Linked DNA regions of Homo sapiens: region 2 is linked to region 1. A link is an interaction called in ENCODE POLR2A ChIA-PET data of the cell type or tissue named here. Cell type or tissue: K562. All regions are shown on one strand. Links, peaks and the distances in the headings refer to the core of each region. The heading gives the core; the rest is flanking DNA. Region 1 overlaps LMOD1 (leiomodin 1). Region 2 overlaps NAV1 (neuron navigator 1).

Evidence for each region. Peaks named below come from ENCODE experiments on the same cell type or tissue, not always from the same donor. Only the 100,000 strongest peaks of a DNase experiment are listed, where the experiment ranks them.
Region 2: POLR2A ChIA-PET joins it to region 1 with 9 read pairs; 2 of 35 experiments call an interaction of 5 or more read pairs at or near these places.

The regions. Positions count from the first base shown.
Region 1 is chr1:201,919,307-201,931,720 of GRCh38, forward strand. The region is part of intron 1 of LMOD1 (leiomodin 1); the gene reads right to left. Among named protein-coding and RNA genes, the nearest start is that of LMOD1, 21 kb to the right of the region's middle. In K562, for the core only: no CTCF peak of the experiment used is centred there; a DNase peak (open chromatin) is centred at 6,066.
Region 2 is chr1:201,577,544-201,589,957 of GRCh38, forward strand. NAV1 (neuron navigator 1) reads left to right here. Exons shown (of 34, transcript NM_001389617.1): 2 at 10,996-11,106. Among named protein-coding and RNA genes, the nearest start is that of NAV1, 45 kb to the left of the region's middle. In K562, for the core only: a CTCF peak has its summit at 4,965; DNase peaks (open chromatin) are centred at 4,955 and 5,308.

The DNA.
Region 1 (12,414 bases), core at 2,958-10,957:
CAATTTTCCTGCCTCAGCCTCCCAAGTAGCTGGGATTACAGGTGCCCACCACCATGCCCGGCTGATTTTGTATTTTTAGTAGAGACGGGGTTTCACCATGTTGGCCAGGCTGGTCTCAAACTCCTGACCTCAGGTGATCTGCCTGCCTTGGCCTCCCAAAGTGCTGGGATTACAGGCATGAGCCACCACGCCTGGCCCCTTTTCTTCTTTTTTAACCTGACTCTGTGTCAGAAAGCCCATTTGGTCCTGTTATTCCCAGGGACTGTATAAAGCAAGGTGACCCCTTCTCTTCTATGTGAGTGCTCTGTAGGTATTGGGTCCTCTCCCTGAGGCTGCTTTTCTGTGGGCTAGAAAAGTTCATCTGTTAGACTAAGCCTGCCATTCCAGCCTGACTAGAATTTTCTAAATCCTGGTTCTGCTGTTTAAAAGCTCACTGTGACTCTCAGCTTCAGATAATCTGCCAGTGTGGTACATGTGCCTTCTGGATCTTTTTGTCCACTAACCAGGGCAGACTCCAGGGCAGAACTCTCTGGTATCCTACTACAGGCCTCCAGGGAGCCACCAATCAGCATCCACCTGCATCACCTTCCAGTCCACATCTCTCCATCCTGGCCACTAAACTATTGTAAGCAGCCTTTTTCAGTGTCTTCCTAAAGTCTCCAGAAGAGCCCAGGACTTCAAAGAGTAGAAGGAATATATTGGCTTCAATGCCATCTCCACCCGCCACTGGCTCTCTCTCTTTTTTTTTTTTTTTTTTTTTTTTTTTTGAGACCAAGTTTTGTTCTTGTCACCCAGGCAGCTGGGGTGCAATGGCATGATCTTGGCTCACTGCAACCTCAACCTCCGGGGTTCAAGTGATTCTCCTGCCTCAGCCTCCCAAGTAGCTGGGATTACAGGCACCCACCACCACGCCTGGTTAATTTTTGTATTTTTAGCAGAGACAGGGTTTCTCCATGTTGGCCAGGCTGGTCTTGAACTCCTGACCTCAGACGATCCGCCCGCCTCAGCCTCCCACCCACCATTGACTCTCTGACTGGGGATTACTACCCCAGTAAAATGACATACTTTCCCAGGCCTTGTGAATTGTTCTGGAAAGACATCATGCTACAGGGTCAATACAACTCCTAAATGCAGCTCCCTTTTAGCAGCTGAGGCCCTTGGAGACACCGGTTTTTCCTATGCCAAGGCCACAGAGACCAGAATTCCACTTGCTTGCTGAGGAAGTCAATCATAGTTGAGAAATAGCTGAGGAGTAAGCTGAGTCTTTAAGCTCAAGGACAATTAGGAGGTGGGTCTGGATATTCTACTGGAAGGGAGAAAGAAAAGCCAAGACCTACTGGGAAGACAGGGAGCAAACAAGGATGTCAAGCCATTAAATCAAGGAGGCCAAGTGGCCTCTACACAGTGCAGGACCCAGCGAATATAGAATAGGGGGTGGGAGGCTGGGCGCGGTGGCTCACGCCTGTAATCTCAGCACTTTGGGAAGCCAAGGCAGGAGGCTTGCTTGAGCCCAGGAGTTTGAGACCAGCCTGGGCAACATAGTGTGACCCTGTTTCTAAAAATAAAAATAAATAAATAAATAAAAAAGTAAGAAAGAAGAGAAAAAAAGAAAGGAAATGATGAGATCTTGGACCAGGCTGAGCAGTGAACACAGAGGAGTGGAGATGCATTCCATGGACATTTCTAGGGTACAGTTAATAAGATTCAGTGAAGTGGACAATGCCGAGGAGAAGTGGAGGATGACTCCCTGATTTCCAGTTTGGTTGCCTGGTTAGAGAGTGATGCTTATAACCATGGCGGGGAATATGGAGCGGGGAGATGAGGGTGGCACTTGAGATGATCAACTGTTTTGGCCATGACAAAATTTAAATGCCTAACAGGTTGGCATTAATAAAGATCTGGGCTGGGCGCAGTGGCTCACACCTGTAATCCCAGCACTTTGGGAGGCTGAGGCGGGCAGATCACGAGGTCAGGAGTTCGAGGCTAGCCTGGCCAGCATAGTGAAACCCCATCTCTACTAAAAATACAAAAATTAGCTGGGCATGGTGGTGCGAGCCTGCAGTCCCAGCTACTCGTGAGGCTGAGGTTGGAGAACTGCTTGACCCCAGGAGGTGGAGGTTGCAGTGAGCTGAGATTGCACCACTGCCCTCCAGCCTGGGCGACAGAGTGAGACTCCATCTCAAAAAAAAAAAAAAAAAAAAAAAAAGATCTGGGGCTCAGAAAGGAGATCTAGGCTTGACAGGTAGGTTTGGGAGTCATTGGTGTATACGTAGCAATGAAAACCACGGGAGTAAATATGGTGACTCTGAAAAGTGAGTTATCAGGAAGAGGAAAGGGACTTACAGAATAGGTCAAGAAAATCACCGCATTATGGCCGGATGCAGTGGCTCATGCCTATAATCCCAGCACTTTGGGAGGCTGAGGCGGGCGGATCACGAGGTCAGGAGATCGAGACCATCCTGGCTAACACAGTGAAACCCCATCTCTACTAAAAATACAAAAAATTAGCCAGGCGTGGTGGTGGGCGCCTGTAGTCCCAGCTGCTCGGGAGGCTGAGGCAGGAGAATGGCGTGAACCCGGGAGGCAGAGCTTGCAGTGAGCTGAGATCATGCCAGTGCACTCCAGCCTGGGCGACAGAGTGAGATTCCATCTCAAAAAAAAAAAGAAAAAGAAAATCACCACATTATTTAATGAAACAAAATCCATGCCCTTTGAGATTGGCAAAACCGTGATGAGATATACTTCACACCTATTGGGTGTCTATAATCAAAAAGACAGACAATAATAAGTGTGGACAAGGATGTGGAGAAATTGGACCCCTTGTATGTTGCTGGTAAGATATAAATAGTGCAACCACTTGGGAAAACAGTCTGGCAGTTCCTCAAAAAGTTAAACATAGAGTTGCCACATGACCCAGCAATTGCATGCCTCAATACAGACCCAAGAGAATTGAAAATATATGTCCACAAAAAGCTTCCACACAAATGTTCACAGCAGCATTACTCCTATTAGCCCCCAAATGGAAAGCACCCAAAGTCTATTAACTGAAGAATGACTCAGCAAAATGTCATACCTCATTAAAATGGTATAATATTCAGCCATTAAAAGGAATAAAGTACCATGCTCTATCATGGATGAACCTTGAAAACATAACTGAAAGAAGCCAGATCTGAAAGACCACATATTTTACGATTCCATGTACACAAAATGTCCAGAATAGGCAAATCTGTAGAGACAGAAAATGGATTAGCGGTTGCCAGTGGCTGGTGGGAGGAGAAATGAAGGGTCACTGATGATAGCTGTGGGGTTTCTTTTGGGACTGATGAAAATATTCTGGAATCAGGTAGTGGTGTTGTACAACTTTGTGAATATACTGAATATATATTCACACTGAATATACTGAATATAATATTGTTATATATAATATAATATATATAATACACTATTATATTCAGTATATTTGCCGAATATACTGAATACTGCTTTTTTTCTAAAAACACTGCATTGGGTATTTTAAAGGAGTGAATTTTTTTTTTGAGATGGAGTCTCACTCTGTCACCCAGGCTGGAGTGCAGTGGCACGATCTCGGCTCACTGCAACCTTCGCTTCCTGGGTTCAAGTAATTCTCCTGCCTCAGCCTCACGAGTAGCTGGGATTACAGGTGCGCACCACCATGCCCGGCTAACGTTTGTATTTTTAGTAGAGATAGGGTTTCACCATGTTGGCCAGGCTGGTGTCAAACTCTTGACCTCAGGTGATCCACCCGTCTCGGCCTCCCAAAGTGCTGGGATTACAGGCGTGAGCCACTGCGCCAGGCCAGGAGTGACTCTTGACAGCCCTTCCCCAGGGTCTCCCAGAGGGCAGCGCTGGAGCATGGCCAGTACCCATCTCAGAGTGCAGAGGGTTTCCAGAGTGCAGCACGGTGACAGGAAAGCTGCTGCTGAAAGGGCCACCAAGACTGAGCAACACCCATCCTGGAATTTGACACACAGTGGATGCTTCATAACTGCTGAACAAAGAGATGCATCTCCCATTCAGATGGAGGCCCAAAAAGAAGGCTGGAGGGACAGATTATTTTTTCTATTAAGTTATGCACAGTTTGTTGCAACTTGAGGTCAAAAGAAAGTGTTCAGAGCCAGCACAGTGGCTCAAGTCTGTAATCCCAGCTACTCAGGAGTCTGAGGCAGGAGGATCCCTTGAGACCAGGAGTTTGAGATCAGCCTGGACAACATAGTGAGACCCTGTCTATTGAAAAAAAAATTGTTTTTAATTGTAGCCGGGCACAGTGTCTCATGCCTGTAATCCCAGCACTTTGAGAGGCCAACGGGGGGCAGATTGCTTGAGTTCAGGAGTTCGAGACTAGCCTGGGCAACATGGCAAAACCCCATCTCTACTAAAAATACAAAACGTTAGCTGAATGTGGTGATGCACGCCTGTAGTCCCAGTTACTCAGGAGGCTGAAGTGGGAGAATCATATGAGGCCTAGAAGTCGAGGTCGCCTTGAGCTGTGATCGTGCCACTGTATTCTAGCCTGGGTGACCGGGAGTGTGATGCTGTCTCAACAAGAAAGAAGAAAAAGAGAGAGAGAGAGAGAGAGGGAGGGAGAGAGAGAGAGAGAGAGAGAGAAAGAAAGAAAAGGAAAGAAAGGAAAGAAAAAGAAAAAGGAAAGAAAAGAAAGAAAAAGAAAAGAAAGAAAGAGAAAAGAAAGAAAAAGAAAAGAAAGAGAGAGGCTGGGCACAGTGGCTCACGCCTGTAATCCCAGCACTTTGGGAGGCCGAGGCGGGCAGATCACGAGGTCAGGAGATCAAGACCATCCTGGCTAACACGGTGAAACCCCATCTCTAATAAAATACCAAAAAAAAAAAAAATTAGCCGGGAGCGGTGGCGGGCACCTATAGTCCCAGCTACTCAGCAGGCTGAGGCAGGAGAATGGCGTGAACCCGGGAGGCGGAGCTTGCAGTGAGCCGAGATAGCGCCACTGCACTCCAGCCTGGGTGACAGAGCAAGACTCTGTCTCAAAAAAAAAAAAAAAGAAAGCAAGGGAAGGAGGGAGGGAGAGAGGGAGGGAGGGAGGGAAGGAAGGAAGGAAGGAAGGAAGCAAGGAAGGAGGGAGGAAGGGAAGGAAGGAAGGAAGCAAGGAAGGAGGGAGGGAGGGAAGGAAGGAAGGAAGGAAGCAAGGAAGGAGGGAGGGAGGGAAGGAAGCAAGGAAGGAGGGAGGAAGGGAAGGAAGGAAGGAAGGAAGCAAGGAAGGAGGGAGGGAGGGAAGGAAGGAAGGAAGGAGGGAGGGAGGGAAGGAAGGAAGGAAAAGAAAGAAGAAAGAAAGGAAGAATAAAGAAAGAAAGAGAGAAAGAAAGAAAAAAAAGAAAGAAAGAAAGAAAGAAAGAAAGAAAGAAAGAAAGAAAGAAAGAAAGAAAGAAAGAAAGAAAAGAAAGAAATAGCCAGTCATAGTGGCATGTGCCTGCAGTCGTAGCTACTTGGGAGGCTGAGGCCGGAGGATGAAGCCAGGAGTTCAAGGCTGCAGTGAGTTATGACTGCACCATTGCACTCTAGTGTGTGTGACAGAGCAAGACCCTATCTCTGGAAAAAGAAAAAAGAGAGAGACAAAGAAAAGAGTTCAAGATATTCCGGCTGAGCGTGGTGGCTCATACCTGTAGTCCCAGCACTTTGGGAGGCTGAGGCGGGCAGATCATTTGAGGTCAGGAGTTCAAGGCCAGCCATGGCCGACATAGTGAAACGCTGTCTCTACTAAAAATGCAAAAATTAGCCAGCATGGTGGCGCCCACCTGTAAGCCCAGCTCATGAGGCTCAGGCAGGAGAATTGCTTGAACCCAGGAGGCAGAGGTTGCAGTGAGCTGAGATTGTGCCACTGTACTCCAGCCTGGGCTACAAGAGCAAAACTCCAGCTCAAAAAAAAAAGAAAAAAAAAAAGATCTTCCTTGGCCACCAGCTGGTGACCTCTCTAAGCCTCAGATTCTTCACCTGTCAAGTAGATTAAAATTTACCTCCCCTGTCTACCTTATAAGGCTGAAGCAAGGATCAAAAGAGATAACGTATGTGGAAGCCCATAAATCTTCAGACCCAAGGCATTAGGTTCTGCTTTTATTGCGCATGGATGAGCTGGGGCATATTGTGTGATGTTCTAAGACAGCAACTAAGTACTTACCTACAAGCTTCTGGGAGTAAGACACTTTCCATTTTTCTTGGAAGGGGAAAATTACTTTGCATGACCATTTGGTTATGGTTTGGTATTGGTGTGGAATGTTTTTAGGGTAGGGCCCTGTAGAAGCAGGAGGATGAACCAGTTGACCTTCTCTTCTTGACATCCACCCAAGACCTGAAATTTTTCAAGGCTGGAGGCTTGTTTTTTTTTTTTTCAATCTCTTTCTCTTTTCTATTTTTAATTTTTTAAATTTTTTTGAGACAGGGTCTTCCTTTGTGCCCAGGCTGGAGTGCAGTGGTGTGATCATGGCTAACTGCAGCCTCAACCTCCCAGGCTCAAGTGATCCTCCCACCTCAGTTTCCCAAGTAGCTGGAACCACAGGCGTGCACCACCATTCCTGGCTAATTTTTAAATTCTTTTGGAGAGACTGGGGGGCGGGGTCTCCCTGTGTTGCCCAGGCTGGTCTCGAACTCCTGGGCTCAAGCAGGCCTCCCATCTCAGCCTCCCAAAGTGTTGGAATTACAAGTGTGAGCCACCACACCCAGCCAGTTTTCTTTTTAGGTAGTAACATTTTTTTCCTCCCCAAAGGAAGAAAAACCAGGCATATGTGCTCTATCTATACTGCATACAAACCGACACATTTCCCCACAGGGAGTCAAAGCGAGAGGGAGGTGGGGCTTTGCTCTGCTTGGCAGATGGTCCAATATTAGGAACTTGATCCTCTAAAAGAATAACATGTGTGGCCTTATGTTTCTCTGGGCTATGGAGTGTCTGTGCTGTGAGCTGACCATAAGTCTCTGCGTTTCCAGTGCCCAGTGAGTCTTTTTTCTCTTTTAGGGGCTTTGTTTCACCCATCAGCCCATAAGGCTCAGCTGGGGAAGCAGTGTGTTAACTGTTCTGTTTATCATCTTGTTTGGCTGACTCCATCTCTCTGGGGATGGGCGCCAAAGGCCAAGAGAAGGAGCCCGTGCTGAGGCTCTGGGGATCTGTTTAGGGCCTTGGAAAGTGTATTTATTGGGAGCCATGTAAATGTCCAAATATAGGCAAATGGTTCAACACAGCCATACAATAGACTATGATGACATCCACTGAAAACAATGTTTAGGAAGAATTTTAGTGACATGGGAAAAGCAATTATAATATGATAAGCAAAAATATAAATAAATAAGGTAGGGAACACAATTTATGTGAATATGTGGCTGTGCATTAAATGATCTCAACTACAAAAAGAAAAATACATACAGAATTATACACTCAGAAAAAACTGAAGCAGGGAGCCGTAGCTCACAACTGTAATCCCAGCACTTTGGGAGGCTGAGGAGGGAGGATTGCTTGAGTCCAGGAGTTTGAGACTAGCCTGGACATCATGGCAAATCCCTGTCTCTACAAAAAATACAAAAAAATTAGCTGGGAGTGGTGGCACGTGGGAGCAGTAAGCTGAGATTGCACCACTGCACCCCAGCCTGGGCAACAGAGCAAGACCTTGTCTCAAAAACAAACAAACAAGAAAATTGACAATGGCTGATATCTTTAGCTAAGACAAAGAATTATTGGCTATTTTCCTTTTTTTCCCACGTTTTGCATACTGTCTATGATGAGCCTTATTACATTATAAGCATACTTTTCTTCAAATAAAACAAATTTAGAAATATCATGTCTGTGTTCTTTGTATCACCCCCTTCTCCTGCTTTTAAGGCAAAGATTACAGAGACTGGAAGTAAAACCAAAAGCCTCCCAACCTGAAAGAACTTTGACCACTGGAACACTTGAGTCTTTAGTACTCTGGGATCATTATTAGATATTTTCTTGGTGATTTAAAAATTATTATACTTGGCTCACGCCTGTAATCCCGGCACTTTGGGAGGCCGAGGTGGGAGGATCACGAGGTCAGGAGATTGAGACCATCCTGGCCAACATGGTGTAACCCCATCTCTACTAAAAATACAAAAATTAGCCGGGTGTGGTGGCGTGTGCCTGTAATCCCAGCTACTCAGGAGGCTGAGGCAGGAGAATCGCTTGAACCCAGAAGGCAGAGGTTGCAGTGAGCCAAGATCACGCCACTGCACTCCAGCCTGGTGACAGGGCTAGACTCCATCTCAAAAAACAAACAAACAAAAAAAACAAAAAAAAAAAAAGAAGAATTTGTTATACTTTTCAGTGAAGTTGAGGACATGGGACAAGTGGGTTATCACTAAGTAGCAAGTGGAAGAGATGCTGCCATTGGGGTAGGTGAGATGATCCACCTTGAGGAAACTCAGTGTAAGCAAAATGGCGCAATGTCAGCCCTTGACAACTGGAATTTCAGAAGACAATTTAAGCCCTTACTGCCCTAAGGCATCCATTATATAGAGTTAATTTCTTCCCTATGAATTCAGAATGGGACCAGCTAGAATCTTTGGGAGTGCTGTGTTTGGAATGTGTCCTCCAAAGTTCATACATTGGAAACTCAATCCCCAGTGCAGTGATGTTGGGAGCTGGGGCCTAATGGAAAGGGTTTGGGTCATGGGGGCACTGCTCTCATGAATGGATTAATGCCATTATCATGGAAGTGGGTTTGTTATAAAAGGACAATTTCAACTTCCTGGCTCTCTTTGGCCCTCACTTGTCCTTCTGCCTACTGCCATGGATTGGATAATGCAGCAATAAGGTCCTCACCAGATACAGGCCCTTGATCTTGGACTTCCCAGCCTTCAAAACCATGAGCAAAATGTACTTCTCTTCATTATAAATCACACAGTCTGTAGTATTTTTTTATAGCAGCACAAAATGGACTAAGACGGGGGAATTGAGGATATAGTCTCTCAATTCATTTTTTCCAGCGCTTAATTCTCTTACAGAAGCCTGGCTGAGAAAAGCTGATCAGTTGCCTACAAGGACCTAATCCCAGCTCTGCTCCTCCTTTGCTCCAGCCTCACTACTTGGGCGTCAGAAAGGCAAGTCTGTGTCGACCCAGCTGCAGAATTGGTATATCCAGATAACTTCCAGGCCATCATAGCCACATACCCAAGCACTGGGCCTCCCAAAGGGGTGGGCTCTGTGAGTGCTGTGAAGAGGGCCACTCCCTCTCCTGCTCTTGTGTGTGTGATCCAAAGGGAAATCTGCTTATAGCAAGTTCTCTAGGAGAGCTGTATTACTTTTCCTAGATCTAGAGGCAATGCTGCTGAACTTCTCCAGATATTTTATGGAAGAATCCAGATGATGGGAGCTAAAGGCCTTATCTGGGTGCATATAGAGCAAATTATCAGCAAAAATATTATTACTATTATTGAGACAGAGTCTCCCTCTGTTGCCCAGGCTGGAGTACAGTGGCGTGATCTCGGCTCACTGCTACCTCTGCCTCCCGGGTTCAAACAATTCTCATGCCTCAGCCTCCTGAATAGCTGGGATTACAGGTGTGTGCCACTATGCCTGGCTAACTTTTTTGTGTTTTTAGTAGAGACGGGGTTTTGCCATGTTGTCCAAGCTTGTCTTGAACTCCTGACCTCAAGTGATCCGCCCACCTTGGCCTCCCAAAGTGCTGGGATTGCAGGCATGAGCCACCACACCCGGCCTGCAAAAATATAATTAATATTTTCTTTAGGGTCTATCTGTGGCCCCAGGGATCATAGGTGGACTTTATTTATTTGTTTATTTATTTATTTATTTATTTATTTAGAGACGGAGTCTGGCTCTGTTGCCCATGCTGGAGTGCAGTGGCGTGATCTTGGCTCACTGCAACCTCTGCCTCCTGGGTTCAAGTGATTCTCCTGCCTCAGCCTCCCAAGTAACTGGGATTACAGGCGTCCACCACCACGCCCAGCTAATTTTTGTATTTTTAGTAGATCAGGCTGGTCTCAAACTTCTGACTGCAGGTGATTCACCTGACTCGGCATACCAAAGTGCTGGGATTACAGGCATGAGCCACCACGCCTGGCAAGTGGAATTAATATGTTAGTCTGTAATCTCAGGTTACTACAGAGCTGGAAGACAGAATTGCAAGGAAATGAAGAAAAAGTGGAACAAGTTTAAACTGAAGGGGAAATATGGCAGTGATCTATCCCAACAATTCAGACCTCAGAGTGTAAATTTTAGACTGATTTAATTGGTTATTTTTAAAAAGAGGATAAAAAAGGATCACTGCCAAATCTTTCTTCATTTGAGAAGTTGGATACAAAATCATATTTTCAAATAGTCTCAGAAGGGTATAGATGAATTACAAATTTTGTAGATTCAATCAAGTATGATAGAACTGCCTTTGTAAATTCCTCATCCTTCATTCATTCAACAGGCATCCATTAAGCCAGGGACTGTGTTCACTGCTGGGGACATGAAGATGAATAAGAGTCAGCCCTCACCCTTAAGAAGTTTGGGAAAAGCACAGAAACAGACAATGCTGAAATGATGTGTTACATGCGAATGGAACAGGAGGTGCCAGAACTTGCAGGAGGTGCTTTGTGAACACAGAGGTGGAGCACACAACTTAGGCTGGGGGGGTCCGGAAAGCCTCTAGAGAAAGTGTCACCTGAGTTGAGCCTTGAAAGAGGAATGAGGGTTGGCTAGGCTTGGCATCCCAGTTGGAGGCGACAATATGTTCAAAGGCACAGAGGAAGCAAGATAAAGCCTGGCGCTCTGGAGAACCAATGGTCAAGTACAACTGTAGGGTGAGAGTCAAGGAGAAGAGTATTCGTAGCTTGAGAAATAGGAAGGCACTGGAACATCAGCAGCTTTCTAAGCCATGCTAAGAAGTGTGAATTTGATCACGGAAGCTACACTGAGTAATTGAAGGCTTTTACACAGGGAAGGTCAACTGTGGGGAGGATGGATTCCAATGGCACGAGAAGAGAGGTTGGGAGATCAGTTAGGAGGCTGTGACGTTCTTCTAGTTGATAAGTGATATGCATGGGAGTAATAGAAGTTGAATTGCGAGGAGGGGCAGAGTTCAGAGAGATCATAGAGGCAGAAACAACAGGATCCTATCACTAGGAAAGTCTGGAGACACTGGGAGAGGGATTGGAGCAGGACAGCCCAGGGTTATGATGTAGGTGTCTGATTAAATGGTACTTCTATTCATCAAAGTGCAGAACACAGGAGGAAAAACAGGTTTAGGGGTGGGGTGGGGTGACGATGATTAATTTATTTGCAGACCAGTTGAATTTGAGACACTTGAGGTGTCCAAGAGACAACTGAATGATCTAGAACTCAAAATAGAGATCTAGGCCAGAGATAGAAAGAGAGCATACGGGGATAACTGAATCCATGGGGTTGGATGAAGGTAGCCATGAAGACTGCATAGGAAGGGCAGAGCCCTAAACAATCATATTTAGGCAATAGAGTATGAGCTGCTCACAGAGGAGATTAAGAAGGAACAGCTAGAGAGATGAAAGGAAAACAAGGAGAATGTGCTGTATTGGCACCGAGGGAAATGAGTGTTTAAAAGAATGACAGAGTGGTTAAATTCCACAAAGTAAACAAATAGAATAAAGACTAAAAGGTGTGTTCAGATAAAGCAACAAGGAGGTCCCCAGTTACCTCATCAAGGCTGATGTCTGTGCAGTGCGGGGGCAGAGACGTCCAGGGTGATAGTGAGCATGGATGCCATTTCCTACAGCTTAGCTAAGACGGAAAGGAGAGAATGTGGGAATTGGGGAGAAAGAGCCAGTAAAAGGGAATGTTGAAGAGAGAGAGAGATGTTTAAAGGAGCAAAGGTCGTGTGGAGGCAGGAGAGAAAAGATTCTAAAAAGTGGGTTTGGGTAATAGTCTGGGACAGAAGAGGGATATCCTTTCCATGGGATAAAAGAGAAACGGAAGGCCGGGTTCGGTGGCTCACGCCTGTAATTCCAACACTTCGGGAGGCCAAGACAGATGGATCACTTGAGGGCAAGAGTTCGAGACCGGCCTGGCCAACATGGCGAAACCTCGTCTCTACTAAAAATACAAAAATTAGCTGGGCGTGGCGGTGCGTGCCTGTAATCCCAGCTACTCAGGAGGCTGAGGCATGAGAATCGCTTGACCCCAGGAAGCAGAGGAGGTTGCAGTGAGCTGAGATGGTGCCACTGCACTCCAGCCTGGGCGACATAATGAGACTCTGTCAAAAAAAAAAAAAAAAAAAGGGAGAGAAAGCTTGCATATAAAAAGGGAGAGAAAGGCGAAAACTTGCATACATGGATGCTTACAAGTTTTCAGGTGACAGAAGAGAAATTTGAAGACATTTTCATCTGATGGCTTCAAGTGTCTCCACGAAATATGAGGCTAGATCATCTGTTGAGGGTGAAAAG
Region 2 (12,414 bases), core at 1,631-9,630, 340 kb before region 1:
TTTTCCTTTATTAAATTACTTTTGCACCTTTGTCAAAAATCAGTTGGGCATATTTGTGTGGGTCTGTTTCTGGATTCTCTATTCTGTTCCTTTCTGTTTGGAGAACTTCCTTTAGCTATTCTTTTAGAGTAGTCCTTCTGGCAACAAAGTCTCTTAGTTTCTCTTCATCTGAGAATGTTCTTGATTTCCCCTTTATTCCTGAAGAATATTTTTACTGGGTATAGGATTATGAGTTGACAGTTCTTTTTATTTTCCCCCCAGCACTTGAAAAATATTGTGCCACTTCCTTCTGTCCTCCGTGGTTTCCAATGAGAAATCTACTGTCATTTGAACCCTTTCCACCTGTAGATTAAGGTTTCCTGTTTCTCTTCCTGCTTTCAAGATTGTTTCTTTGTCTTTAACTCGCAGATGCTTAATTTGTGATTTCTTTAGGTCTATCTTGTTTGGCATTTGCTCAGATTCTTGAATCTGTGGGTTTATGTCTCTTGCCAACTTTGCAAAGTTTTCAACTATTTTTTCTTGGAGTACTTTTTCAGCACCATCCTCTTTCTTTTCTCTTACCAGAACTTCAATAACACGAAAGTTAGATCTTTTGTTATAGTCCCACAGGCCCCTAAGAATCTGCTCTGCTTTTTGTTTTGGTCTATTTTCTTTCTGTTGTTCATATTGGTTAATTTCTATTGTTCTATCTTCCAGTTCTCTGATTGTTCTCCTTAATTCTACTGTTGATCCCATCCACTGAGATCAACACTTCAGTTACTGTATTTTTCAGTTTAAAATTTTCCATTTGGTTCTTCTTTATAGCTTCTGTTCTTTGTTCTTCATTACCCCTGGGCTAGGGGTAGGAGTTCCAGCTCCCTGCTTGGTTTCCAGGGGAACTGAGCTGAGGGTGGCTTATCTCTGGGTAATGATGAAAGTTCTGTCTCTCCACTAGGCCTCCTCTTATACCACACTGTGGGAAGCAGGAAGGGTGCCTTATTACTGCTAGGTGGGGGTGGAAGTCCAGGCTCCGCATATGGGCTCCACTGATAATGAATGGCCTCATTACCAGGAGGAGGGGATGGAACTTTGGGCTTGCTACTCAGCCTTCTCTGACACCACCCTAGTGGGGTTGTTGGGCACTTCATCATGGCCTGGTGAAGGTGAACTCTAGGCTCCCCACTTGCCCTTCGCTGCCCTGGATGAAAGTGGGAGCACAATTTTTCCTATGGCGTTTGGCTGGAGTGAACTATCTATCATCTAAAAGTTTGAACAACTATCATCATTCAAACTTTATCATTGAACAACTATCATCTAAAAGTTTTCTGGTCCGGGCATGGTGGCTCACACTTCTAATCCCAGCACTTTGGGAGGCCGAGGTGAGTGGATCACCTGAGGTCAGGAGCTCGAGACCAGCCTGGCCAACATGGTGAAACCCCATCTCTACTAATAATATAAAAATTAGCCAAGCATGATGGCACACACCTGTAATCCCAGCTACTCGGGAGGCTGAGGCAGCAGAATCGCTCGAACCTGGGAGGCGGAGGTTGCAGTGAGCCAAGATCACACCGTTGCACTCTAGCCTGAGCGGCAAGAGCAAAACTCAGTCTCAAAAAAAAAAAAATGTTCTGTCTTTCTGGGCTGCCACTTTCCTGGCCTTTGGCTGGAGAAAGCAGGCTTTTGTTGAGGCTTCTTTTGTTTGCACCCATTGGCATTTCTGGGTTGATGACTTCTTCAGCTCCAAGTCTGGAATTTATGAAGAAAAAAACAAACAAATGAACTCAGAGACCTCATCGCCATGTTGTTCCTTGAGTCCCAAGGTCCCTACTTCATCCACCCTTTTTTTATTTTGAGACAGAGTCTTACTCTATCACCCAAGCTGGAGTGCAGTGGCACAATCATGGCTCACTGCAACCTCTGCCTCCTGGGTTCAAGCAATTCTCATGCCTCAGCCTCCCGAGTAGCTGGGATTACAGGCATGCACCACCACGCCTGGATAATTTTTGTATTTTTAGTAGAGATGGAGTTTCACCATGTTGGCCAGGCTGGTCTTGAGCTCCTGGTGTCAAGTGATCCACCCACCTCGGCCTCTCAAAACGCTGGGATTACAGACATGAGCCACTGTGCTTGGCCTCAGTCTACCTTTTTATCTCCACCTTTCAGAGTCTTCTTATGTTTGCTTTATATATAATGTCCAGGGTTTTTAGTTGTAAGTACAACTATTGGGAGGAATAAGGAAAAGTACTTGTATTAGGGTTCTTCAGAGAAACAGACCGATAAGATATAAAAATAGATACACGAGAGGGGATTTACTATGGGAATTGGCTCATGTGATTTTGGAGGCTGAGAAGTCCCATGATAGGCTGTCTGTAGGCTGAAGAACCAGGGAAGCCAGTAGCATGGCTCAGTCCAAGTCTAAAGGCCTCAGACCCAGGCAAGCCAATGATGTAGTTCTCAGCCCAAGGCCAAAGGCCTGAGAAACTGGGGGGAAGGGTGGTCTCTGGCGCAAATCCCAGAATCCAAAAGCCAGAGAACCTGGAGTTCTTGATGTCCAAGGGCAAGAGGAGAAAACTGTCCCAGCTCCAGGAGAGAGAGAGCAAATTCACTTTTTTGTTCTGCCTTTTTGTTCAGCCTGGACCCTTAGCAGATTAGATGGTGGCTGCCCACATTGGGTGAAGACAGATCTTCCTTACTCAGTCCACTGACTCAAATGCCAATCTCTTCTGGAAACACCATCACAGACATACCCAGAAATAATGTTTACTAGCTACCTGGGTATCCGTTAATCCAATCAAGCTGACAGCTAAAATTAACAATCACAGTACTCCAGCTTCCAGAATTTTTCTTGAACACCTGTTCTGTGCCAGCCCATAAAGACAAATAAAATTTTTTTTTGGTTCTCAAAGAGTTCAAAGCCTAGCAAACAAATAGATCAATACCATCCAAGTATTTAGAACATGAGGTTTTCAGCCAGGAGTGATGGCTCATGCCTGTAATCCCACCACTTTGGGAGGCTGAGGCGGGTGGATCACTTGACGTCAGGAGTTCGAGACCAGCCTGGCCAACATGGTGAAACCCCGTCTCTGCTAAAAATACAAAAAATAGCTGGGCGTGGTGGCGCACGCCTGTAATCCTAGCTATTCAGGATGCTGAGGCAGGAGATTGCTTGAACCCAGGAAGCAGAGATTGCAGTGAGCCGAGATCCCACCACTGCACTCCAGCCTAGGTGACAGAGCAAGACTGTCTTAAAAAAGAAAAAAAAAAGAATATGAGATATTCTGGAGGCTTAAAGGAGGTGGGAGTCATCGCCCTACTTGGGATGGGGTTGGGGGAAGAATGGTTTCTTAGAGGAGGTAGGTTATGCTTGAGCTAAACTTTGAAAGATAAATGGATTTCTGGATGGACACGATGGTAAAGGGCATCCCACCAGGCAACACAGCAGCTACAAAGGCATAGAGGCATCAGACAACAGGAGGGGCAGAGTACTCACTGCAGGTTGTTCGTGGGGGCCGGTGCATGGCATAGGGAAAGGAAGACAAAACAGGAGAAGTTAGCAGAGGTAGGGAATGGGGTAGAGACTGGATCATAGAAGGAGTTGTTTGCCATGCTTACCCTTAAAGGCTTTCTGAGCAGTCATCCTGGGATGGACAGGGCAGGGAGTGGAGAGACCAGCGAGCAGGTTTTTGTTACGGTTCGAGTGAGGGTTGAACACAGGCAGTGGTGGTGGAGATGGGTTGCAGGGATAATCTTGAGAGAGATTTAGGAGACAAGATTCACAGGTTGGAATGGATGTGGGAGAAAGGAGGAGCTTAACGCCTTGGCTTAGTAGCCCCATCTGAGAAAATGAGCATCAGATTTTGAGAGGGAAAGAAAGAAACGGAGTTTAGCTGTGTTGACTGTGCGGAGTCTGTGAGCATCCCAGTAAGGATGTCAGGTGGACAAGTGTCTCAGTGGAGAAGTTAAGGCCAGAGAGAGGCAGATTTGAGAGTCATTACATAGAATCAGTAGTTAAAAACAGAGCTCCGGCCGGGCGCGGTGGCTCATGCCTATAATCCCAGCACTTTGGGAGGCTGAGGTGAGCGGATCACCTGAGGTCAGGAGTTCCAGACCAGCCTGGTCAACATGGCGAAACCCTGTCTGTACTAAAAATACAAAAATTAGCCGGGTGTCGTGGTGGGCGCCTGTTATCCCAGCTACTCTGGAGGCTGAGGCACAAGAATCACTTGAACTCCGGAGGCAGAGGTTGCAGTGAGCTGAGATTGCACCACTACACTCGAGCCTGGACGATATAGCCAGGCTCTGTATCAAAAAAGAAAAAAATAATAAAGCTCCCTGATAAGGTTCTAAGAATTTTTTTAAAAATGACCAGAAACACCATCCTGGCTAACACGGTGAAACCCCGTCTCTACTAAAAATACAAAAAATTAGCTGGGGATGGTGGCGGGCGCCTGTAGTCCCAGCTACTCGAGAGGCTGAGGCAGGAGAATGGCGTGAACCTGGGAGGCGGAGCTTGCAGTGAGCTGAGATCGCGCCACTGCACTCCAGACTGGGTGACAGAGTGAGACTCCGTCTCAAACAAACAAACAGACCAGGAACAGAGCTGCCATGTTTCACAAGTGGTCAGCAAAAGAGGAGCCATGCAGGACACCACAAATGAGACTGAGAAGGGCAAGGAAAGGCCAGTCATGAGTTTGTATCAGTCATTCTTACCAGAAACCACTTTTCATATTTGCAAGAGAGGAAATTTAGTGCTGAGAACTGGCTACATGAGAGAGAGAAGAGCTGACGAGTCAAACAGGGGAGGAAGCAGCTGCCACTCCCAGGCAGAGGCAACCAAGATCCTGGGAATCTGGAAGCACACAGGACCAGTATGGGAAGGGCTGGGCCTCCAAAGGGACTTGGATATTGCTATGACACCTCCTGAGGTAGAGGGGAAGAGAGAGGAATCCCCTGGCTTCTCCTTTCCTCCAGTGCCTCCTGTGGGCAGAAGCCAGCCAGAAACCAGCTGACTCAGGACCCTGGGACAGTCAGCCTACAGGAATCAGCCAGCCAGCTCCCCCACACAGAGAAGAGCTGGGGAATGGTGAGGAATGGATGGGAAGGAAAGGTCCAGGACAGGCCCAGAGGCCAAGGGGTGAGGAAATCCAACAAGGGAGCATGATTCTGCAGTGTCTGGTATCTCAGAGAGGTGGGCTTACGTGAGGAAGCCTGTCCTCGGGAATGGGAGAGTGGGAGAGCACTGGGGACCTAGTGAAAGAAAAGTGCTAAGGTCCAGTCCCAGCCTGGTCAACAGCCCCTGCCTGCTGATTGCAAAGCTGCTGGCTAGGAGCCAGGTCTATTACACCCTTCAACAAGCTAGACAGGATCCCAAGCAGACTGCTCTCCTTCTGAGATCCAATCACACCCCACTCTCTGATCTTAACTGTCATCCTTGCTGCTCCCTGTTCCCCTAGTCTTTGGAGAGGCTACAGGAGGCTACTGTGTATACGGGATCCCTCAGCATCCGCTGCCATAGCCCTGAGGGCTGGACCCAAGGCCTGGCATTGTGCAGCTCAGCCCATCTTCTGACTGTCCAGGTGTCTGAGTGGGGCCAACCATGGCGGCTCTACACCCTCTGGGGCTTGGCCCATTTGGTGATTTCTTAGCCTCCTCCCTGCCTGGCTGATTTCTTTGTGTGCCTCGGCTGGGCTCACGCTGCGTCAGGCTCGCCCGTGTTGGTATAATAGCCCTGATCGCTGTGCTTGTCGGAGAGGAGACAGCAGGGGCAAGGCCCCATCCAGGGCTCATCAGGCCCTGTACCCCAGCTGTGTTAATTGTCCAAGCCCTCCAACAAGCCAACCCTTTTTCCCATCTGCAATTAAGACAAAAAGCTCGTTATCTCTCCCGCTCCCATTATCTGTAGACTCTGCTAAGGGGCTCTTTCTCAAGAGCAGCACCTGCAGAGGCCAACAGAGGTTGGCATTAACTCCTTCCCTGCTGGAGATAGGAATCTCTGAGTGGGTGAAGGAGGCAGCTGAAGCTGGTAGGAATGGCTCTGGGACAGAGGGTGGCACTTGGGGCCCTGGAATGGTTCTGTTACAAGCTTGCTGGGTGTCCTTGGGCAAACAATTGACCTTTTTTGAGCCTTTGAAATCCTCTTTCTCCTTTCTTCCCAAGGAAGCCATGGAAATAAATAAGGAGCTGTTGAAGTTGCCAGCTCCCTGGAGTAACTGTGTAAACCTCCGGTCTTCTATTCTCATGGCCAATAGTGCTTCCACTGGTCAAAACTCAAGCCTCAAGATAAAGCATGTAAATAGCTTAAGAAGAGCAGTGCTGGTGCCTGGGGGAGAGGAGCCAGTCAGGACCTTCAGCTTCCCAGGGAAACTTGGATTGAGTAGAATGTAGCAATCTCACTTTGCAGCGTGTCCTTCAGCAAGTCACTTACTCTCTCTGTACTCCAACTTCGTCCTCTGAAAAATTAAAGAATCCAACTGGATCATCTCCAAGATCCTTTCCAATTGAGAAATTCCATCACCTGTGATGATTTTTCTGTACAATGCAATTTGGGAAGGACACTAGCATTTATGGAACCACTGATATGTGCCAGATCTTTCACATGTGTTGTTATTTCCACTTTAAGTGTAAGAACAATATCAAGTTCAGAGATGTGAAAGAAGTGGTCCAAGGTCAATCATCCAGTACCTGGAGGACTCTAGATTCAAACCCACATTTATGAGACTGTAAAACCATTGCTCTTTTTCATGATACCATGTTTTTAGGGACTGCCCATCTAATGGTTCCTTACAAGACAGAGCTGCATATAGAGGGGGAAATGTAACCTACTCTATATGCAGCTATAAAAACAAAGAATCTGGATTCTAACCACTTAGATTCTCCAGAGTCATAATGTGTTAGGAAGGAGTGAATGAGAAATAATTTTTTTGCCCCTCTGGTCTCCCATGTGACTGAGATTGCCTGAGATGTGTGTGCAGACTCTCAAAGAAAAAGTTGTATAATTGTCAGGCATTGGATCTTGTTTTCATCTTGGTAAACCAAATCCTGGAGATGGAATACAGCTGCTATCTCAGCAGCTGGTTCCAGCTTGTGATGTGCCTGTGTCCAGCAGAGCCCACGGCAGCCTTATGAAAGCCCTCCTCAGTCTGTTTCTAGAATCTCCTCTGAATCCATAAGAAACCGCCCAGAGCTTAGCCCATCAGCCCTGCTGACAGGCTGGGCCAGTCCAGATGCTCCACCAAGGCCTGGATTCTGGCTCTTTCACTCAGTTCACTCATCTGCCCCTGAGTCATCCAGAGAAAGGGGTTTGGGGAGAGTCCGGAGCAGACAGCAAAGCAGGGAATCAAGGAAGCTCTTGACCAACTGGCAGGCAGCCCAAGTCCTGGCATCCCACGGGAGAGGAGAAGGGCCCCTGCCTTTCCAAACCAAAGGCTCACATGAGTGAAGGATGGGCCTGAAATCCTCACTCTGGAAGCAACTGACCAAGGTCCTCCCACCCAGCCCCAACCCCATGCACAACTAATAAGACAAATGCTTCCTGTCTTGAGTTCCCCATTCGGGTAGTTTTCGCAGGGGCCTGATCTTCTCCCCAGTCTCCCAAGCTTTGGGCAGGTCATTGGGCCCTCATCCCTGAAGTCAGGCACTGGGCTGGATCTATTCTGGTTTTAGGGTTCTGAACGTGTGATGACTCATCTTCTGCTGAAGGGTTTTTCATGGAGTACTGAAAACCCTTAAAGCAGAACATTTCAGAGTGTGTTCTGTGACTTGCAAATTATTCTGTGAGAATACGATGATGGGGGAGGCACAGAACTAGGTTTCTGTGGTCAGCTAAGTTGTGGAAATGCAGTAAGATCATCTGTCTTTTGGAATCTTGATCTACATGAACATAGGAAAGGCTCTGAGAAGCTCTTCATTCACAGACACACACACACACACAAATAGACAAATCGGACTTCAACAAAATTAAAAACATTTGTGCCTCAAAGGAAAATATTGAGAAAGTGAAAAGACAACCCACAGATTAGGAAAAAAAATTTGCAAATCTTATATCTGATAAGGGTCTAGTATGTGGAAAATATAAAAAACTTCTACAATTTAACAATGACAAAAAAAACTGATTTTTTAAATGGGAAAATGACTTGAATAGACATTTCTTCAAAGAATATATATAAATGGACCACAAGCATATGAAAAGATGCTTAACATCACTAGTTATTAAGAAATGCAAATCAAAACCAAAAGGAGATACTACCTCACACCCAATAGGATGGCTGCTATCAAAAGCACAGAAAGTAACAAGCATTGGCGATGATATGGAGAAATTGGAACAGAATCTGTGTGCAATATTGATAGGAATGTAAATTGGTGCAACAGCTATAGAAAGCAGTATGACAGTTCTTCAAAATATTAAAAATAGAATTGCCATATGATTCAGCAATTCCACGTCTCAGTAGACACCCAAAAGAATTTGCAAGCAGAATCTCAAAGAGATATTTGTACACTCATGTTCATGGCAACATTATTCACCATAGCCAAAGGTAGAAGCAACCCATGTATCTGTTGACAGATGAATAGATAAACAAAATGTGGTATGCAATGAAATATTATTCAGCCTTACAGAGGAAGGAAATTCTCATATATGCTACAACATGGGTGAACCTTGATGAAATGCTAAGTGAAATAAACCAGCCACAGAAAGAGACAGTCTGTGATTTACTTCTCTGGGTTACCTAGGGTAGTCAGATTACTAGAGACAAAAAGTAAAACGGGGATTGCCAGGGCCGGGGGAGGGAGAAATGGAGAGTTATTTTTTAATGGGTACAGTTTAAGTTTTGCAACATGATAAGAGTTCTGAAGCTAGATGGTAGTGACAGTTGCACAAAACTTTGACTATACTTAATCAATACCACCTGTATTAGCCTGCTTGGGCTGCCATAACAAAGTGCCACAGACTAGGTGGCTTAAACAACAGAAATTTATTTTCACACAGTTCTGGAGTCTGGAAGTCCAAAATCAAGGGGCTCAGGTTGGTGCCTGGTGAGGTCTGTCTTCCTGGCTCACAGGTGGCTGCCTTCTCCCTGGGTCCTCACACAGCCTTTTCTCAGTGGGCAGGCACACATGGGGGTGGGAGAGGAAGGGAAGACAGAGAGCAGGGAGAGAAGGAGAGAGGGAGAGGGGGAGAGAGAGAGATCTTTGGTATCTTTTTCTCTTTTCACCCTATTGAATTAGGGCCCCACTGATATGATCTCATTTAACCTTAATTACCTCTTAAGACCCTATCTCCAAATATAACCACACTATAGGTTATGTGGGTTAGACCTTCAAAACACAAATTTGGAGGGTGTGAGATATACATTTCAGTTCATAGCACCTCTGAACTGTGCATCTAAAACAGTTAAGATGGTAAGTTTTAGGCTGGGCACAGTAGCTCACGCCTGTAACCCCAGCACTTTGGGAGGCCAAGGCTCACTTGAGCCCAGGAATCTGAGACCAACTCTGGCAATATAGCAAGACCCGCCCCCTCATCTCTACAAAAAATACAAAAATTAGCCAGGCGTGGTGGTGCGCACCTGTAGTCCCAGCTACACAGGAAGCTGAGGTGGGAAGAAGGCTTGAGCATGGGAAATTGAGGCTGCAGTGAGCCACGGTTGTGCCACTGCACTCCTGCCTGGGCAACAGAGCAAAACCCTGTCTCAAAGAAAGAAAAACAAAGATGATAAGCTTTATGTTATGTGTAGTTTACCACATTAAAAAAAAAAAACAGAAACCTTTTATTTTTCAAATGATACTGTCAAGAAAGTGAATAACTCAACTCAAATAATGAGAAAACATATTTGTAAATCACATATCTGACAAGGGTCTAGTATCTAGAATACATGAAGAATGATTGCTGGACATGGTGGCTCATGTCTGTAATTCCAACACTTTAAGAGGCCAAGGGGGGTGGGTTGTTTGAGTCCAGGAGGTTGAGACTATCCTGGGAAACACGGCAAAACCTCATCTTTACAAAAGATGCAAAAATTAGCCAGGCATGGTGGTGTGCCTGTAGTCCTGGCTACTTGGGAGGTTGATGTGGGAGGATAGCTTGAGCCCAGGAGGCACAGGTTGCAGTGAGCCAAGATCTCACCATTGCACTCCAGCCTGGGCAACACAGGGAGACCCTACCTCAAACAAACAAACGAATGAACAAAAAAGAATGCTTAAAATTCAACAATAAACTCAAATTAAAAGTAGGCAAAATATTTGAATAGATATTTATCCAAAGACAATACACAAATGGAAAATATGCACATGAAAATATGCTCAACATCAATAATCATCAGGAAAAATGCAAATTGGAACATGAGATACCACTTCCCCACAACTAGGATGGCTAAAATAAAAAAGACAGGCAGTAACAAGTGTTGACAAGGATGTGGGGAAATTGGAACTCTCAGAGATTGTTAGTGGAAATGTAAAATGGCGCAGCAGCTTTGGAAAACAGTTTGGCAATTTCTCAAAAAGTTAAACATGGAGATGAGATACACTTGAGCCAGCAATTCCACTTCTAGGTATGTACTCAAGAGATATACTCAAGAGAGTTGAAGACATATGTACACAAATGTTCATAGCAGCAAAATTCATAATAGCCAAAAAAGTGGAAATAAGCTAATGAGTGATAAATGGATGAACAAAAATGTGATATATCATACAGTGGAATCTTATTCGGCTGTAAAAAGGAATGAGGTGCTGACACATGCTCCAACATGGATAAATCTTGAAAACATCTTGCTAAGTGAAAAAAGCCATACACAAAAGCCCACGTATTGTATGATTTTATTCATATGAGTTTTTGTTTGTTTGTTTTTAAGAGATAGGGTCTTGCTCTGCTGCCCAGGCTGGAGTGCAGTGACACAATCATAGCTCACTGCAGCCTCAAACTCCTGGGCTCAAGCGATCCTCCCACCTCAGCTTCCTGAGTAGCTAGGACTACAGGTAGGTGCCACCACACCCAGCTGATTAATTTTTTTTTTTTTTTTGTAGAGACAGAGTCTTGCTATGTTGCCCGGGCTGGTCTGAACTCCTAGCCTCAAGTGATCCTCCCACCTCAGCCTCCCAAAGTGCTGGGATTACAGGTGTGAGCCACACACCCAGGTATGAGTTTTGGCTAATCCACAGGGACAGAAAGTAAATTAGGGGTTGGTAGGGCTGGGGACAGGAAAAATAGGGAGTGACAACTATTAGTTATGGGTTTCTTTTGTTGATGGTGAAAATGTTTTGAGATTAGTAGTGATGGTTGCATACTTAGTGAGTATACTAAAAACAAATCAATTGTACAATTTAAAAGATTGGATTTTTTTTTTCTTTTTTGAAATGGAGTCTCGCTCTATCACCCAGGCTGGAGTGCAGTGGCATGATCTTGGTTCACTGCAACCTCTGCCTCCTGGGTTCAAGCAATTCTCTTGTCTCAGCCTCCTGAGTAGCTGGGACTACAGGCACACACCACCACGCCCAGCTCATTTTTGTATTTTTAGTAAAGACAGTGTTTCATCATATCGGTCAGGCTGGTCTCAAACTCCTGACCTCAGGTGATCCACCCACCTTGGCCTCCCAAAGTGCTGGGATTACAGGCATGAGCCACTGCACCCGGCCCAAAAGTTTGGATTTTATTATATTTGAATCATATCTCCATTTTTTAGAAAGAAATCTATTCAGCCCCACACTTCTCTAACTTATTTGAATATGGAGCCTTTTTACCCCAGAGCACCCATTAACATGCAGCAGAAACAGAGTTAAAAATAGAGAACGGTTGAAAATTCCCATGTTACAGATAGGGAAAGGAGAAGCAAATTGTCATCTTTGCCTCAATTTCCTCATCCATAAAATGGGGATAGTAATATTTAGTACCGTGTAGGGAAATGTTAAATTAAGTTAATATGTGTAAAGCACTTAAGCTAATGCCTGCTCAGTAAATGTTGAATAAAGTGTTTTTTTGTTTTGTTTTTCGTTTTTTTGAGAAGAGGCCTTACTCAGTCTCCTAGGCTGAAGTGAAGTGGCATGATCTTGGCTCACTGCAGCCTCTGCCTCCTGAACTTGATTGATCCTCCCACCTCAGCCTCCTGTGTAGCTGGGACCACAGGCGCACACCACCACTCCTGGTTATTTCTTGTATTTTTAGTAGAGACAGAGTTTTGCCATGTTGATCAGGCTTATCTCGAACTCCTGGGCTCATGTGATCTGCCTGCCTTGGCCTCCCGAAGAGCTGGGATTACAGGCGTGAGCCACCGTGCCCGGCCTGTTATTTGTTATTGTCTGAGCACATATTATGGGATGACCCCAAAGTTATGTTATGTAGCTTGATTCTCACAACCATCCCATGGGGAAGACATTTTTCTTTTTTCTTTCTTTTGTTTTTGAGATGGATTCTCGCTTTGTCACCCTGGTTGGAGTGCAGTGGCACGA